Linked DNA regions of Homo sapiens: all the other regions are linked to region 2. Evidence: chromatin contacts called from ENCODE Hi-C or POLR2A ChIA-PET data. All regions are on one chromosome and are shown on one strand. The core of a region is the stretch at or near the end of the contact, and the rest is flanking DNA. Distances in the headings are between cores, read along the strand shown.

Evidence for each region. Hi-C counts contacts between places; a loop is a spot of excess contacts on that map. ChIA-PET counts read pairs that join two places held with the same protein, here RNA polymerase II (POLR2A). Pooled maps may share reads with other maps.
Region 1: a loop to region 2 is called in a map of gastrocnemius medialis, with 5 times the contacts of the local background. The contact joins the promoter of MIOS here to the promoter of DAGLB in region 2. A Hi-C loop is called at or near these places in 1 of 168 maps with a recorded cell type or tissue (gastrocnemius medialis) and 8 of 50 pooled maps. POLR2A ChIA-PET finds 5 or more read pairs at or near these places in 1 of 52 experiments (activated B cell).
Region 3: a pooled map shows a loop between it and region 2 (4-fold over the local background). The contact joins the promoter of GLCCI1-DT here to the promoter of DAGLB in region 2. A Hi-C loop is called at or near these places in 5 of 50 pooled maps. POLR2A ChIA-PET finds 5 or more read pairs at or near these places in 3 of 52 experiments (B cell, T-cell and activated B cell).

The regions. Positions count from the first base shown.
Region 1 is chr7:7,565,467-7,568,489 of GRCh38, forward strand. It overlaps MIOS (meiosis regulator for oocyte development), which reads left to right and starts at 1,418. Exons shown (of 13, transcript NM_019005.4): 1 at 1,418-1,606; 2 at 2,141-2,222; 3 at 2,560-2,657. It overlaps MIOS-DT (MIOS divergent transcript), which reads right to left and starts at 599. Exons shown (of 5, transcript NR_110084.1): 1 at 448-599. RefSeq lists a silencer at 1,239-1,888 and an enhancer at 2,139-2,208.
Region 2 is chr7:6,445,821-6,449,264 of GRCh38, forward strand. It overlaps DAGLB (diacylglycerol lipase beta), which reads right to left and starts at 2,134. Exons shown (of 15, transcript NM_139179.4): 1 at 1,928-2,134; 2 at 133-284. The coding sequence starts at 2,022. RefSeq lists an enhancer at 2,342-2,391.
Region 3 is chr7:7,966,967-7,970,368 of GRCh38, forward strand. It overlaps GLCCI1-DT (GLCCI1 divergent transcript), which reads right to left and starts at 1,786. Exons shown (of 5, transcript NR_110018.1): 1 at 1,578-1,786. It overlaps GLCCI1 (glucocorticoid induced 1), which reads left to right and starts at 1,830. Exons shown (of 8, transcript NM_138426.4): 1 at 1,830-2,841. The coding sequence starts at 2,385. RefSeq lists silencers at 1,653-1,802, 2,013-2,412, 2,493-2,552, 2,643-2,722 and an enhancer at 3,203-3,292.

The sequences.
Region 1 (3,023 bases), core at 168-2,667, 1.1 Mb after region 2:
AAGACCACCCACTTTTAATCATGAACAGACAAGCAAAGACTGTCAGACATCTGAAGACTGCCTCGAGGTCAGACTCGTGACACCTGAGGCAGCACCATTCACTCAGTTTTGGGAACAAAAAACTTGGAATCCTCTTTCACCGTCATTCACTTGGTCAGTCACCAAGCTCTGTTCATCCCGCCTTCTAAGTATTCCCCAGGGCCCCCACTTCTCTCCATGCCCACTCTCCGTGCCACTGGTAACCTGCGTTTCTATCATCCCTCATTCTGATACTCTATCCCTCCAGCTCTCTGCGCAAAAACTGATCATACTGGCCGGGCACAGTGGCTCATGCCTGTAATCCCAGCACTTTGGGAGACCGAGGTGGGCGCATCACGAGGTCAAGAAATGAGACCACCCTCGCCAACATGGTGAAACCCCATCTCTCCTAAAAATACAAAAAATTACCTGGGCGTGGTGGCGCGCGCCTGTAGTCCCAGCTACTCGAGGTGCTGAGGCAGGAGAATCGCTTGAACCCGGGAGGCGGAGGTTGCAGTGAGGAGAGATCGCGCCATTGCATTCCAGCCTGGCGATATAGCCAGACTCCGTCTCAAAAAAAACAAAACAAAACAAAAAACTGATCATACCACTTGCCTGATTAAAAACTTTCGATGACTCTAACATTGCCTTTAGGTAAATGCCATCCAAACTCACTAAACTGGTTTCCAACCCGTTTCTGAAAGCACCTTAATCTCTCCCCACTTCCTCTGCTCATTCATCCATACCTACTGCCTCCTCACTGCTATGTCCTCTCTCCTGACCCGGCACTTGCTCTTTCCCAGTCCTAGAAGGCTCTTCTCTTCCAGTTCCCACTGCCCTTTTCCCTTTCCTGGCTAATCCCATACTCATCCTTCTTGTCTCAACCTAGTGGTCCTTAAGGAAGCTTTGCTGACCCCCGACACCGAGCGGGCGTCCCTCCTGTGTAGCACTGTGTTAGCCCTACCAAGTCAAGGCTCTCCTTGCCTGTTTCCTGCCGGAACCATGTCTTTTTACTTCACTCCTGTCTCCTCAGCATTCCAGCACAGTGCTGGGTACATAACAGGTGCTCAAGACAAGTTTGTGGAATGACTAATGAGTGAATAAATCATTAACCAAACACCTTGGATCTCCTACTACATCATTTGCAAAAAAAAAAAAATGTTTAATAGAAATTAAAATGGACCCAGTGAGCTAGAGTGTGTGACCCTGCTTAAAAACGACAGAGTGGTTCTGAGAAGCAGTCCCAGCCTAGGAACCCGGGGATCCGGCCTGTGGACCCACGGGCAGGGCCTGCGGGGTGCACCGGCGCTTTCGGGCGGAAGGCGGGGCCTCCCGGCCAGTGACCCCGCCCCGAGGCGCCTCCCGGGCGGGGAAGGGCGGGGCTCGCGCTGGGAAACTCCCCTTCCAAGGCCGAGGCGCCGCTGCGCGTCCTCCAGGCGTGGTGGTGGGGTCGTGGGTCCCAGCCCAGTGGTCCAGGTCACGGGCCGCACGGCCGCGGCCGCCATCTTGCCCGCGTCCGGGCTCCTGCGGCGGGCGGGGCGGTGTCCCGGCCGGAAGCGGCTGTGCGGCGGCCGCGCTGCCACCTCAGGTCAGTGAGCGCGACCCGGTTCGCGTCTCGACTCTCGGGAGCGCCGCGGCCGCAGCGAGGGGCCGGAGATAGCCTAGTTGAAAGGCCCGGGCGTCTCGGCGGGGAGCGCGTTCCGCGCTGTAGGGTAATCGCGCCGGGCGGCCGGCCGCCTGGCCGGGCCTCAGCGGGAGCCACCGGGGGCTGCGGGCGGCCGTGGGACCTGCGGAGACCTCCTCGGGGCGCAGGGAACACGCTACAGCCTTCGCCGCGGCGGGCTTGTGGGGAGCGGCGTCCCAGCCTTTCCCGGGAGGCTCAGCCAGGTGCCTGGAGCGGGAGAGTCGGACTCAGATTCCTGCTTTACCTAGAATAGCAACGTGCCCTGTTCCCGTTGTACCCTCTTAAATACTATACTTCTTAAACGGCCTGTCTCCCGGTGAGCTCTGTTCTCTTCTCATATGAGTAATGAAAATTAAGAGGATGAATGAAACCTCACACATGTTGTGGACTTTGCTGAATAGGTTAGCAAATGACTGCAGGCCTTTTGTATATTTTAAGGGAAATTTGGATATGTGCAGTGCATCTCCTCGAAGATGCTGATGGTGGAAATTTCTTGAAACCGCTCTCGTAATTTGCCACGGTAAGAAAAGTAAAAGACAACATCAAAAAGCATGTGGTTGGATCCTTTGTACACTGAGTAGTATTTTAATGTGTTGGACTTCACTGTCCAGTAGCCACATGGGATTGAGATGTGCTATAAGTGTAAAATACACATCGGATTTCCCAGAGTTGGTGCCAAAAAAACGTAAAAATCCTCAATAATTTTTGCATTGATTACATATTGAAAGGATAATGCTGTTGATATGTTGGCTAAATAAAATGTGTTTTTAAATTTCATTCCACCTAATTTTACTTTTTAAATGTGGCTACTAGAAATTTTTAAATCATATGGCTCACACTGTATTTCTTTTGGACAGTGCTGTTGCAAATATTCTGGTGAATGAACACAGAATCAGCATGGCTTTCCTTTGCTGAGAAATCACTGATGGGAAGTGAGACTTGTTAAACTTGAAAGGTGAGGATATAAATACAAGCTGTAATTATTGCAGACCGCACCCCTTCTACACCTAATTTTTTAATGTCTCCAAAATTTGGAAAAAACATTAACTTTCAGGGCTGATTAAGGGAATGGTAGTAATACTAACATCTGTGTGATGTGAAGAGCTCATTTCAGTTGATTGTCACAGCTTTGTGAGATGGAAATGGGATAGATTTTATCTCGGTTTTATGGTTTTGGAGTATTACAAGATTTGTTAGGATCTGAGCTGGGGAGTGGCTGTAGGATTTCTGACTCTAGATTGTTTTCTTTACACCAGATTCTTGGTGATGTATGTTCATGAGCAAGGAACTGTTTATCCTGTATATTACATGGTGAAAAAAA
Region 2 (3,444 bases), core at 884-3,383:
CTGCACAACTCTGTGATTATATTAAAAACTGTTGAATTGGAAAGTTTACAGAAGTGAATTGTATGGTATGTGAATTATATCTCAATAAAGCTATAAAAAAATAGGTATCAAATAGAAAAGGCTACTTTTTACCTCTCATGCTGACACACATGATGGCTGACACAGTACATATGACAACTGCCAGGAGAATCATGAGGACGATCAAGTAACTGCTGAGCAAGGCTCCACCAGCACAGTCCAGCTTTCCTCTGTGCATGAGATACAACGTCAGAATGCCAATCCACCTGGCAAAAAAAAAAAAGGGAAGGGTCAGAAATGAAATCCAAGGAGCTGCTGTGTAGAACATGATACAAAGAAATAAAAGGGGACAGGGCGCGGTGGCTCACACCTGTAATCACAGCACTTTGGGAGGGTGAGGTGGGCGGATCACAAGGTCAGGAGATCGAGACCATCCTGATCAACATGGTGAAACCCTGTCTCTACGAAAAATACAAAAAAAAAAAAAAAAATAGCTGGGCGTAGTGGTGCGCACCTGTAGTCCCAGCTACTCGAGAGGCTGAGACAGGAGAATTGCTTGAACCTGGGACGTGGAGGTGGCAGTGAGCCGAGATCGTGTCACTGCACTCCAGCCTGGGCAACGATATGAGACTCCGTCTCAAAAAAAAAAAAAAAAAAAAAAAAAAAAAAAAAGAAATAAAAGGAGTTAATATTTTCCAAAACAAGGCAAGGTTCACTTTGGAATATAATTTTCTTTTTGTAGAGACAGGGTCTTGCTATGTTGCCCAGACTGGTCTTGAACTCCTGGCTTCAAGTGATCTTCCTGCCTTGGCCTCCCAAAGTGCTGGGATTACAGGCATGAATCACTGCACCTGGCCTGGAATATAATTGCCAACAATAAAAGATCTAGGCCCGGCACGGCGGCTCACGTCTGTAATCCTAGCACTTTGGGAGGCCAAGGCAGGAGGATCACTTGAGCACAAGAGTTGGACACTAGCCTGGGCAACACGGTGAGACTCCATCTCTACAAAAAATAGAAAAAGTTAGCTGGGCGTGGTGGCACGAGTCTGTGGTCCCAGCTACTTGGAAGAGTGAAGTGGGAAGATCGCTTGAGCCCAGGAGGTTGAGGCTGCAGTGAGTGGTGATCGCACCACTGCACTCCCGCCTGGGTAGCAGAGTGAGACCCTGTCTCAAAAAAATAAAAAGAAAAGGGGTCTCACTATGTTGCCCAGGTTGGTCTCAAACTCCTGCCCTCAAGCAATCCTCCCGTCTCAGCCTCTCAATGTGCTGAGATAACAGGCGTGAGCCATGGCGCCCAGCCAAGAATCTACTTTTGCATAACAATGATTCATTCCCTGCACAGATCCTCTGGGAACAGACTTCAGGTACCAATGCCACTTCCCACTGATTCCACACTTTGAAAGACAACAGCGTTGTATGTTGAGCCTGTCTGCTTCTCACGAAATGCAGCCACAACCGGCTCGGTATTTTTTCCTATCCTTCGTGTTGCAGATTCAAGTGCCCCGTACAAAGGGAAGGAAGGGCACAAGTGGCTGCTCCCGCCTCAAGAAAGGAGAACTCGAGGCCAAGGCTTTTGCCGGCGGTAACACCCTCGTGGCACCCCAGGGCCAGGTCTCGGCGCTGCACACAAAGGGGTGCTCGCGTCCTGCTGCGCGGACTTCGAAACCCCCTGTTTGTCCCCCGGGGTCAGCCCACACACTCTGGGGGCTTCGGTTTGTCATCCGTCAAATGGACACAGCACCACTGCCCACCTCTTCGGGCAGTGGTGAGAACTCGATAAGAGGATGCGTGGCCAGCGCTGGGACCGCGACAGTGCTTGGGAAGCCACTTCTGTCACCGTCTCAAGGGACAGCTCGCCCCCCGCTCCCTCTCCGGTGGGCTCCACCGCCCCCGTAGCCGCCGTCCTTACCACAGCACTCGCACGACCAGCTCGAAGAACCCTGGGAAGACCAAGTCGTCGCTGGCGATGGCCCAGCGCCGGCCGAAGAGTACCATCCCCGGCATGGCGAAGGTCCCGTAGCTCGCACTCAGGAGAGACCCCGCGCGCCGTTCACCGAGAACAAACCAGCACCCTCCGGACGCCGCCACCAAATTATCGGCGCTCAAGCGCAAACGCAGCGAGGGCGGGGACCTGCGCATGCTCACGCTGAGGCCGAGATCGGCGCAAGCGCACTGAGCCCTACACCGCCTCTTCCGCCGGAGCTGTCTGCGCCTGCGCAGAAACGCTGATCCGGAAGGCGCTGGCTGAGTCGATTGCAGGTCTGCCGGTCGGTGAAATCCGTTCTGGTATTTTCTTTTTCTTTTTCGTGAAGAGTGCAGTGATATCCGTTCTGGTGATATTTCCTTTTCCTTTTTTTTTTTTTTTTTTTTTTTTTTTTTTTTTTTTTTTTGGTGACGGAGTCTCGCTCTGTTCCCAGGCTGGAGTGCAGTGGGTGTGATCTCGGCTCACTGCATCCTCCGCCTCCCGGGCTCAAGCGATTCACCTGTCTCAGGCTCCGGTGTAGCTGTGATTACAGGAGCGCGCCACCACGGCTAATTTTTGTATTTTTAGTAGAGACGAAGTTTCACCATGTTGGCCAGGCTGGTCTCGAACCCCTGACCTCAAGTGATCCGCCCGCCTGGGCCTCTCAAAGTGCTAGGATTACAGGCGTGAACCACTGCGCCCGGCCCTGTTTGTCTGTTTGTTTAAGGCAGCGTATGGCTCTGTCGTTCAGGGTGGAGTGCAGTGGCGCAATCATGACTCACTGCAGCCTTGAACTCCTGAATGCCGCCTTGAATTCCTGGATTCCAGCGACTCTCCCACCTCAACCTCCTGAGTAGCTGAGACCAAAGGCACGTGCCACACTCCCGGCTAATTTATTTTTATTTATTTATTTATTTATTTATTTATTTATTTAGAGACATAGTTTTGCTCTTGTTGCCCCAGGCTGGAGTGCAATGGCGCGATCTTGGTTCACCACAACCTCCATCTCCTGGGTTCAAGCGATTCTCCTGCCTCAGCCTCCTGAGTAGCTGGGATTACAGGCATGTGTCACCATGCCCAGCTAATTTTGTATTTTTAGTAGAGATGGGGTTTCTCCATAAATTTTCCTATTTTTTGTAGAGACCGGAGTCTCACTCTGTTGCCCAGGCCGGTCTTGAACTCCTGGCCTCAAACCATCCTCCCGCCGCAGCCTCCCAAAGTGCTGGTATTACAGGCGTGAGCCACTACACCTGACCGAAATTTTCATTTTATAAGGAGGGACGCTTCAGGCCTGGAGGAATTAGCTAGCCTAGAGACCCAGGCTGTCAATGGCAGGTGTGGGACTCATATCCCGTTCTGTGAGACTTGCAAGCATGGGACAACATTGCTTCCATCTGTGCCCCTTGCTGTAAGGAGCCCGTGTTAGGAACCCCTCGAGTTCAGGGTCTGAAACCACCCTGCAG
Region 3 (3,402 bases), core at 536-3,035, 1.5 Mb after region 2:
TCCGTCTGCCTTGGCCTCCCAAGGAGCTGGGATTACAGGCGTGAGCCACCGCACCTAGCCAGCTTTACATATTTTTAATCTGTCAGATTTTTTGTTCTTGCTATTCTGAGAAAAGTCACTGAAAAGAAATCATTTATCATTCTTTTTACACACAAAATAATGCAGTTTTTAAATTAATGAGATAGGCCATTTATATAAAATTTGAAAGAGTAAAGTTTTTATTCATAATTAAAATATATGTTATTCTGGAAAACAAAAAAAAAGTAGTGGTCTGTCTTCATTTGTAAAATTTCCTTTGAACTGATGGGAACTTATCTCACAGATGAGATTTGTGGGCCATTGTGAATACTCTACAGATTATGTACCCCACAGCTTTGAGCTGCCAGGTACTATAGCAGAGTGCTTCCTCAGACTCTTGAGCCAGTCTGTCTGGGTGAAATTTTTAGCTCCCCATATACTAACTATGTGATCTCAGGCAAGACAGCTTATTTATGCCACAACTGAGACCACAGTAAGGATAATAATAGTATCTACCTTGTGGATTATATGAGGACTGAATGAATTAACACACATAATGTTCTTAGAATAGCGGCTGGCACATGGTGAATAAATGTTAGCTCTTATTATAATATGTGGTAAACTGAGGAACTATCACTAGTTTTACTTGGATGAAGTACTGCATGAAATTTTTGTATTTTTATTGAGTTTCATCAATTTTTTTACTGAACCTAGTATGCTTTCTCGTCTGAACACACAAGGAAGAAAAGAAGGATGGCTCCTGTACGTGAAAGTGACCCCTGCATATAGTGCCTGAAATCAGAGGAAGCTTGTCAGTGTGGGCAGACACCACGAGCAGACCAATTTGACATTGTGCTTCTCTTTTAACCTCTTGAAAATTAATGAAAGTTATCTGATGAAGATCCTTACATTAATTGCTCCCGATTAAGGTTTAAAACCTTGGTTTACTGTGGGGTAAATTTATGTTTTTGATAGTCATCCAAAATCTTTGTACGCTTTCAGTTTCATTACAGAATAAAAAACAAATTTACCACAATGGATTATTACATTACATCTGGTATTTATTCCTCCCAAGAAGCTATCTGCTTCGGAAAAGCCAGGGGCGCCCTTCATTAATATATCTAACTGATGGTGTAATGACATAAAATTCCTTGTTGACCCCTGCTATTCAGTGTTATTGTCTTGGAACATAGAACTTGATAATCTCTTTTCACTGCATAACTACAAATGTTAGGCTGTAAGAGTATTTTACTTTGTTCAGTGCAGGTTCCAGACATTTCTCCTGATCACCAGAAGTTCTTTTGATTAATAAGGCTACTGGTCACGAAAACTCAGCTTACTAAAAGAGATCCAGTCTTCTGGTTCTAACTAAAACATCCCACCGGATGCAGGTGTACTTGCAAATTAAAGTTTGCCTCATGTGTCCTGTGTCTCAAGTCATACAGACGGCCCAGGAGGGTGGAGCCCCTGCAACCTGCCTAGCGGGGCGTTTGCGTGTCTGGGGGTGTCGGGACACGCGCAGGACACACACAGTCCCACTTTCCTAGTCTCGCACTTACCTCAAGGCTGTCAACTTTTACGCTCCTCCCTGCGCGCACAGCCCCCACCTCACGCTGCCACCCCTCACGCCCCGCCTTCAAAGTAGGAGGCACCATTGTCATTGGACACTGCTTCTCTCACTCCTATTCCAGAACCAATCACTCGAGTTCTAGTGGGGAGCGCCTAAGCCAATGGAAATGCTCGCTGCGGCAGCTGCCGGGTCCTGGGCGCTGGGAGGCGGTGCCGGGGGCGGGGTGCGGCTGGGGCGAATTAGTTGCCATTCGGAGTGAGGAGTGGGTAGAAGCGGCGGCGGCGGCGGCGGCGTTTGCGGTGGCGCGGACTCCGAGGAGCGCCAGCACCTCGAGGCCCTTTCTCTCTACCCTGGTCCCCAGAAGCAGGGGTCCCGGCCCTCCTTGCAGCTGCCGGGTTCTCCCGTGCGTGCAGCCCTGCGAGGGCTGAGGAGAAGGCTGCGAGCGGCCCTCGGGGCTGCGTGATCCGGGCCGTTGCCCTGTCAGCACGATGCCTGGAGCGGTGGCGGCGGCGGCTCCGGGCTCCTTGCGGCCCCGGCCGTGACCGCCACACCGAGCCCAGCCGGGCGGTTGCGGCCGTTGGACGTTTGTTTTCGCAGCCTTCCCCTCCCCCCTCGCCGAGGCGGCGGGGGTGTGCGTTGGGGAGGGGGAGCCCCGAGACTCCTCCCCCACAGCGATACCCCCGCCCCTCCCCCTTACACACTCGCACGCACTATCGCGCCGGCTCCCACACGCTCGCGCGCCTCCCGCCCCGCGCCTCCGTGTCGGCCGGCGGCGTCCAGGGCCCGCAGAGCCACCATGTCCACTGCCTCCTCCTCCTCCTCCTCCAGTTCCTCTCAGACCCCTCATCCCCCGTCGCAGAGGATGAGGCGCAGCGCCGCGGGGTCCCCGCCCGCCGTCGCCGCCGCCGGGAGCGGGAACGGTGCGGGCGGCGGCGGCGGCGTGGGCTGCGCCCCGGCTGCGGGAGCCGGCCGGCTGCTGCAGCCCATCCGCGCCACGGTGCCCTACCAGCTCTTGCGGGGCAGCCAGCACAGTCCCACGCGTCCGCCCGTCGCCGCTGCCGCCGCCTCGCTGGGCAGCCTCCCGGGGCCCGGCGCGGCCCGCGGCCCCAGCCCGTCCAGCCCGACGCCGCCGGCGGCCGCAGCCCCGGCCGAGCAGGCGCCGCGGGCCAAGGGCCGCCCGAGACGGTCCCCAGAGAGCCACCGGAGGAGCAGCTCACCTGAGAGACGGAGCCCCGGCTCGCCCGTGTGCAGAGGTAGCGAGCCCAACCCTCCCGTCCTCCCGGGCTGCGTCTCCCCGACGGTGCCCTCCGTGGAAACTTCAGCCTCTTCGGGCTTCTCTTTGCTAGTGCATTATCGAAGGTGTGAAAGTGGCTTTGGGAATCTCACCCCCCTGCGGTCGCTGTGGGGCTTGGAGGAGCGAACTGAAAAGCGACTTTTATTTGACCCTCATGCCGCCCCTCAGAGTCTCTCTTCCATCACTCGCCTGCTTCGAGAGGTTTTTCAGTTTAAGAGCTGGCTAGCTCATTCGTGTGTTTGCCGTTTGTAGCCGGGGAAGGAGAAGCTGGGCGAAACACTTAACACGCACACAAACTCTTCAGCAGCGGATAAGGTGGCGGTTGTAATCTCTACCGTCTCTTTGTGCTTTTCTGCAAAGTTCCTAACGTGCCTGTAACTACCGGGATAGTATTTTATTTTTTAGAGGGTTGGTGGCATTAGTTTCGATGTAAGGATATCGGCTGGATGTAATGATATCTGCTAGAGGGGACAGTTTTGAATGTACAATTGAAGTGTATACGGTTTTTTCCCTCAGTCCT